Linked DNA regions of Homo sapiens: region 1 is linked to region 2. A link is an interaction called in ENCODE POLR2A ChIA-PET data of the cell type or tissue named here. Cell type or tissue: B cell. All regions are shown on one strand. Links, peaks and the distances in the headings refer to the core of each region. The heading gives the core; the rest is flanking DNA.

Evidence for each region. ChIA-PET counts read pairs that join two places held together with the same protein. Peaks named below come from ENCODE experiments on the same cell type or tissue, not always from the same donor. Only the 100,000 strongest peaks of a DNase experiment are listed, where the experiment ranks them.
Region 1: POLR2A ChIA-PET joins it to region 2 with 13 read pairs; 7 of 35 experiments call an interaction of 5 or more read pairs at or near these places.

Annotation. Positions count from the first base shown.
Region 1 is chr3:167,749,188-167,752,122 of GRCh38, reverse strand. All of the region lies in intron 1 of SERPINI1 (serpin family I member 1), which reads right to left. Among named protein-coding and RNA genes, the nearest start is that of SERPINI1, 15 kb to the right of the region's middle. RefSeq lists an enhancer at 1,515-1,634. In B cell, for the core only: no CTCF peak of the experiment used is centred there; a DNase peak (open chromatin) is centred at 1,622; H3K4me3 peaks cover 958 bases; H3K27ac peaks cover 2,500 bases.
Region 2 is chr3:167,683,437-167,686,371 of GRCh38, reverse strand. PDCD10 (programmed cell death 10) reads left to right here. Exons shown (of 9, transcript NM_007217.4): 9 at 1,983-2,935. The coding sequence ends at 2,064. Among named protein-coding and RNA genes, the nearest start is that of WDR49, 31 kb to the right of the region's middle. In B cell, for the core only: CTCF peaks have their summits at 1,619 and 1,820 (motif pointing right); a DNase peak (open chromatin) is centred at 1,771; H3K27ac peaks cover 440 bases.

The DNA of each region.
Region 1 (2,935 bases), core at 295-2,794, 66 kb before region 2:
AGGAGGATGAAGAGAGAAAATGACCTTCCTTGAGAGCTCAGGGTCTGGCAGAAAGCAGGAACACAATGCATGTTTATTACTAATCTCAAAACAAACCTGTATTTCAGTTTCTCTTGAAAAACATTTTCCCCATTTGGCATAACTATTGTATTAGGTTGAACCATATAAATTACCTTTTTTTGGTAGGTCAAAAATAGTCAAATGTTGGCAATTTCACAAAGTTTAATTTCATACAACACAATTTGAAACAAAATCCATTTATATTGTGGGACAGTATACAGTTTTAAAATGTCACTTCACACATGAAGGAGAATCACTAATATTGGAGGCTTTATTATCGTACATGAAAAAGATACTAGATACCGTACTGGAAAAGATATTAGAACAAATCATACATAACGCTGCATATGATGTACCAATTAGTTTCATCCTGACAGTTGAGTTGACAGCCTGAAAATGCCATTGACAACCCATCACCATTTGTGTCGATAACCTCAACACTATTCTCTGATAAATCTATATATTTAGCGGAGTAATTTAACACATCTCAAATTTTTCATCTGGCTTAAGAAAAATCTCTTATTTCCTATTCCTTTCCATGTGGAGAAAACATTTAAAGGAAGTTAACAGATACGGTTGACTGCTTAATAATTTAATCTTTGCTTATAGAGACTAAGCTTTGAAAAACTATTCTGATACAGTTTGACTTACTTTGTGTAATTACAGGGCTACCTCATTTTATCAAGTAGACATATTCCAAAAACTATGTTAATAATTCAATAGCATATTTTAAATTTACCAAGGTGCTCATGATTGAAAGTTCTGACAAACTCAGAAGTCTGCAGTTTCTTAGCAGATAATATAAATGTGTGAATTGGTCCAGTATAATGGAGAATAGAGGAGTCTGCGGTAACTGAAGAGGATATTCCTTACCTAAAGAAAATCTTTTTTTTCCTAACATAATAAACTCTGCAAAACATAATTTAGCTGGCAGGAGGTGAGACAGAAAGATTTCAGTCTGTCAAACTGCCAGTTTGAAATGCCTAATTTAAAGTAAGCTTGCCGTGGATTTTCTATTCTTTTTTTAATATTATCATGAAACATTCTCTAGTTTTTGTCTGAAGTTAGAGTTTTTATATATTGATTTTATTATTTTTATAGGGTTTAGATATGTAATTGCAGCTGTCTAATTTTTTAAGAATGCAAGAGAATTCATAGTTGAAGAATGCAAGGTACAATATACAAATACTGTGAAGTAAATATGGACAATTCCATAGAAATACACAAAGTATTCTGGTTACTTCTGAGATCATAATTATATTGCAGAACTATGTTTTGGCTGGAAACAAATGCAAACTAGGTACTGTGTGGTGATACCTGAAATAACCTATATGATTTTCTATGCCCCACTTTCCTCATCTATGAAATGAGAATTATGATAGTACTTGTCTCATACGATTGTCATAAAAATTAAGGGTGATAATGTATGGATGTAAAGATATTAGTGCTTAGGTCACAGTAAAAAGTTCAGTCTCAGAAACAGTGAAGCAGTTCTGGATTTCCTTCTAGACAACACCCACTGCCTCCTGTAAACCTTTCACTTTCTCTTCACATACTAATAATAGCCTTCACATGATACACAAATAAGCATCACGAACACGTGATGGCAAACCCATTGCTCCATGTTGCCTTTTCTATTTCATTAATTTCTATGTGCAGTCATCTTGTTCTTACTTTCCCAAGCTACACTGCATGGCTGAAAAAATATTTCTCATAGAGCTTGCTAAATTCAACCTGGGAAGAAGATATGTTACATAATGTGTAATTAATCATTTCATATGCACATTTCTGAAACAGACATTTCAGTGCTGTCATTTTAGATATTTGGGTAACATATACATGTAGTGACATCCAGAAAAAAAAGCAAAGCTTTGGTTTCTTTAATTTCTCTGAAAATAAGTCATCCCGGCTGGGTGTTTTATCAATAGCTGTGAATTTACTTTTTAAGCACCGAAATTTATTTTTATTTTACCCATTTGCATGAAACTTTAACAAAATATATAATTCACTTAGTTTTTCCAGAAAAGTGGAAATGTAACAATTAATCCTCTTTCTTATGCCTGAAGGTCATTTTTTAAAACTTTCTGGCTCTGTCCTTCATTCACCCAGCCAGTATCTACTGAGCACTACATACTGCCCCACAGCTTATGTCTCTGCACTTCTCTGAGGTCAAGACATGAACCCTTCCGGCACCTATGCTTTCTTAGTTTCTTAGCTTTTTTCCCCTCTCATCTTTTGTTTATATTGAGTCACTGTTAATTTGTCTAAACATATAAACAGCATTCAATAGTAAATTAAACAGTTTATTAACAGTAAACAGGTTCTGCATAAAGGCTAATGGATAAATAAGGTGAATTTCACAGCAAGGAATTTGGCTGGGTTTGTAAGCTTATTTCCTGCATTCTAAGGTGTGTTACAGTGGAAATTCTGGATCCTTTTAATAAATGAGATATTCCTGTTAAAGTTTCTCATTTATAAGTCATTCTAAAAAGAAGAAAAGAGAACACTACTTAAAATATCAGTTGGTGCACTATTAGATTTAAAGTGAGACTGGGTTTATGGTTTTAAGTCATCAGCCTTATAGTCACAATTGTCTTGTATAAAGATAGCAATTACTGTACTGTAGCTTGTCATGTATGGTTAATGGTCCTCAGTGATGGATTATTCATGCCAGGCAGCTAGCTGAACATTATGTTTTAATGATGGTAAAAAGCATAGATGTCTTCATATGTTTTGTGGATGTTGAGAAGGAGTCAAACCAAAAAATAAAATGTTCCCATTAGGGTAAGGTAAGACATAAAAGGAACATTGTATGAGAGTAAACTAGAGCAAAAAAACACAAACAAAAATTTAAGACACAGAAGAGAGGAAATGA
Region 2 (2,935 bases), core at 343-2,842:
AGAGGCTTTCACAGCATCATTCTATAAAATAGGAAATATACTAAAATGTAAATTGGACATTATTTTTTAATTTATATATAATTGGTTGTGATGCACTATAGAAAACCAAGAGATTTTATATATTTTAACATACATACATGCATACGTATAATGTATAAACTGATGGAAAGTCTGGCCGTATAGGTAGTTATTTGCACTTCAAGTCAAATGTGAGAATTTTTTGAACAAGATTATTTTTTAACAGTGCTTAAAGTCAGAAAAGTAAATAGAGACCTCAATCATTCCATCCTGCTATTCAGGTTTTAAGATCTCTATATTCATGTCACATCATTACAGTATTATTGTAGTAATATTTAAAAATGATAAAAATACATTAGATAGAATTATGTTAATTTTCAGAGTCATTTTTAACAGTTCAAACAGGTTGAAGTATTTACATTTATATTATGAATTAGAGATATCGAGCTAAATTTTATTACTTGTTTTGTGGTGGTGTTCCATACACAGGTTTGTCTAAGGGAAATGCTCCTTGATGACTTAGTTTAATAAGCTGGCATTTGTGTTTTGAAAATAAACTTTTATTTGATTTATGCTAAGCTCAAATAACCAAAAACACATTAAAATAATAATTTACATGATGGGATTATTATTTCTGATTTTAAATTACTATTATGGAATAAGCACAATGAAAGGTAGACATTAATTTAGAGACTAATTTTCATTAATTAATTGAAATTATTTACTCTGCATATGGATTCAGTGTCGTTGCTACTACTTTCTCTCCATTCAGCAGCTTTTTAAAATTCCAGTTCTTTGTGTATCAATAATGTGCTTGAGTTTTATACCTGTTTCCTCAAAACAGAAAATTATTGATAGAACCTGATCTTTAGGCCATCTTTCAGTAGGGGGATGGATTTGCATTGATTCAGCTATTTCTTCCTGGCCCTTCTCTTTTTTTTTTTTTTTTTTTTTTTTGGAGACAGAGTCTTGCTATGTTGCCCAGGCTGGATCTGGGCTCACTGCGACCTCCAGCTCCTGGGTTCAAGCAATTCTCCTGCCTCAGCCTCCCGAGCTGGGATTATAGACACATGCCACCATGCCCGGCTAATTTTTGTATTTTTAGTAGAGACAAGGTTTCACCATGTTGGCCAGGCTGGTCTCACACTCCAAGAGACCTCATGATCCGCCCACCTTGGCCTCCCAAAGTGCTGGGATTACAGGTGCGAGCCACCAGGTCCAGTCCCTGGGCCTTCTCTTTTGAGAAATGTCTAGGATGCGGGTGCATGCTAGATATGATACTAGGAAACTGTTGAGGCCACACAGTGGGACTAGGGCATCATCTCTGAATCCCAGCTGCATGAAGATGAGCCATTAGGAGAATGTGGTGGGGCTCAAAGCCAGTTTTAAAGAATATATTTTTATATGTTGTCAGCTCCCAGATTTTGAAACTGCATGATTATTTTGTTTTAAAAGTATGTTTATAGTAAAAGTAGTTTGTAGTAGTTTGTAGCTTAGAATTTCTACCTTTTTTTAAGGAGATAAAGAGATTGGGATGAATCAGATTGGAAGTAATTAGATTTTTCTTGAGTATTATGCCCATTAATTACAAATTTTGAGATTATGATACTTTGCTGGATTTTACTTGTTAACTTCTATGAAACCACAGCTGGAGACCACATCTGAATCCTCCTTTTGGCCAGTTAACTTGTTCCACCTATAAATGAACTGGGTTGTTGAGGCACTATCATTAGCAGTCCTCCAACATTTTATTACCAGTCAGAACCACCAGGGGGCAGTAATTACTAGATAGTTTAAAATGATGCAAGACTATTATATCCTAAATTGGAATAAAAGTTTTAATAATACTAACTTGTCTTTTTTTTTTTTCTAAAATTGATTCCATTGCTACTGTTAATAGTATAAATCTTAAAAGGGTGAATTTTTTGGATGAAATTAATGCTTATTCTTTTCTTTTTAAACAGGGCAATAAATGTGTTCGTAAGTGCCAACCGACTAATTCATCAAACCAACTTAATACTTCAGACCTTCAAAACTGTGGCCTGAAAGTTGTATATGTTAAGAGATGTACTTCTCAGTGGCAGTATTGAACTGCCTTTATCTGTAAATTTTAAAGTTTGACTGTATAAATTATCAGTCCCTCCTGAAGGGATCTAATCCAGGATGTTGAATGGGATTATTGCCATCTTACACCATATTTTTGTAAAATGTAGCTTAATCATAATCTCACACTGAAGATTTTGCATCACTTTTGCTATTATCATTCTTTTAAGAATTATAAGCCAAAAGAATTTACGCCTTAATGTGTCATTATATAACATTCCTTAAAAGAATTGTAAATATTGGTGTTTGTTTCTGACATTTTAACTTGAAAGCGATATGCTGCAAGATAATGTATTTAACAATATTTGGTGGCAAATATTCAATAAATAGTTTACATCTGTTAAACATTTCTTTACTTGAAAAAATGCATATATATATGTGTGTATATATATATATATATATATATATATGAACAGAAGACCAAGACAACTTGGTGTAATGTCTAAAAAACTTCTAATGGGAGCTTATCAGCAGTTTATCAAATAATAAAGCAAGAATTTCTATTTTTGTCCTTAATCACTTTGGACACAGAGTAGTCAATGGAAATATTTTTGTTAATTACTTATAAGGTACTGAGTATTTTTATATGATTTCCAACCTGTTTTAAACGACTTATGAGTAAGAGATAGCATTTTCTAGTGTTTTTGCACTATAATGCCACTTTTTGAACTCTTGTGACAAATGTAGATTTGACTCTTAAAAATTAAGCCTTTCGTATACTGGGCCCTCATAAGCTTTGCACAATTTTTTCCCAAAAAATAGCCACAATTAATAGTAATTTGAAGCTATATCAACGGTTGGATTGAAATTGTCA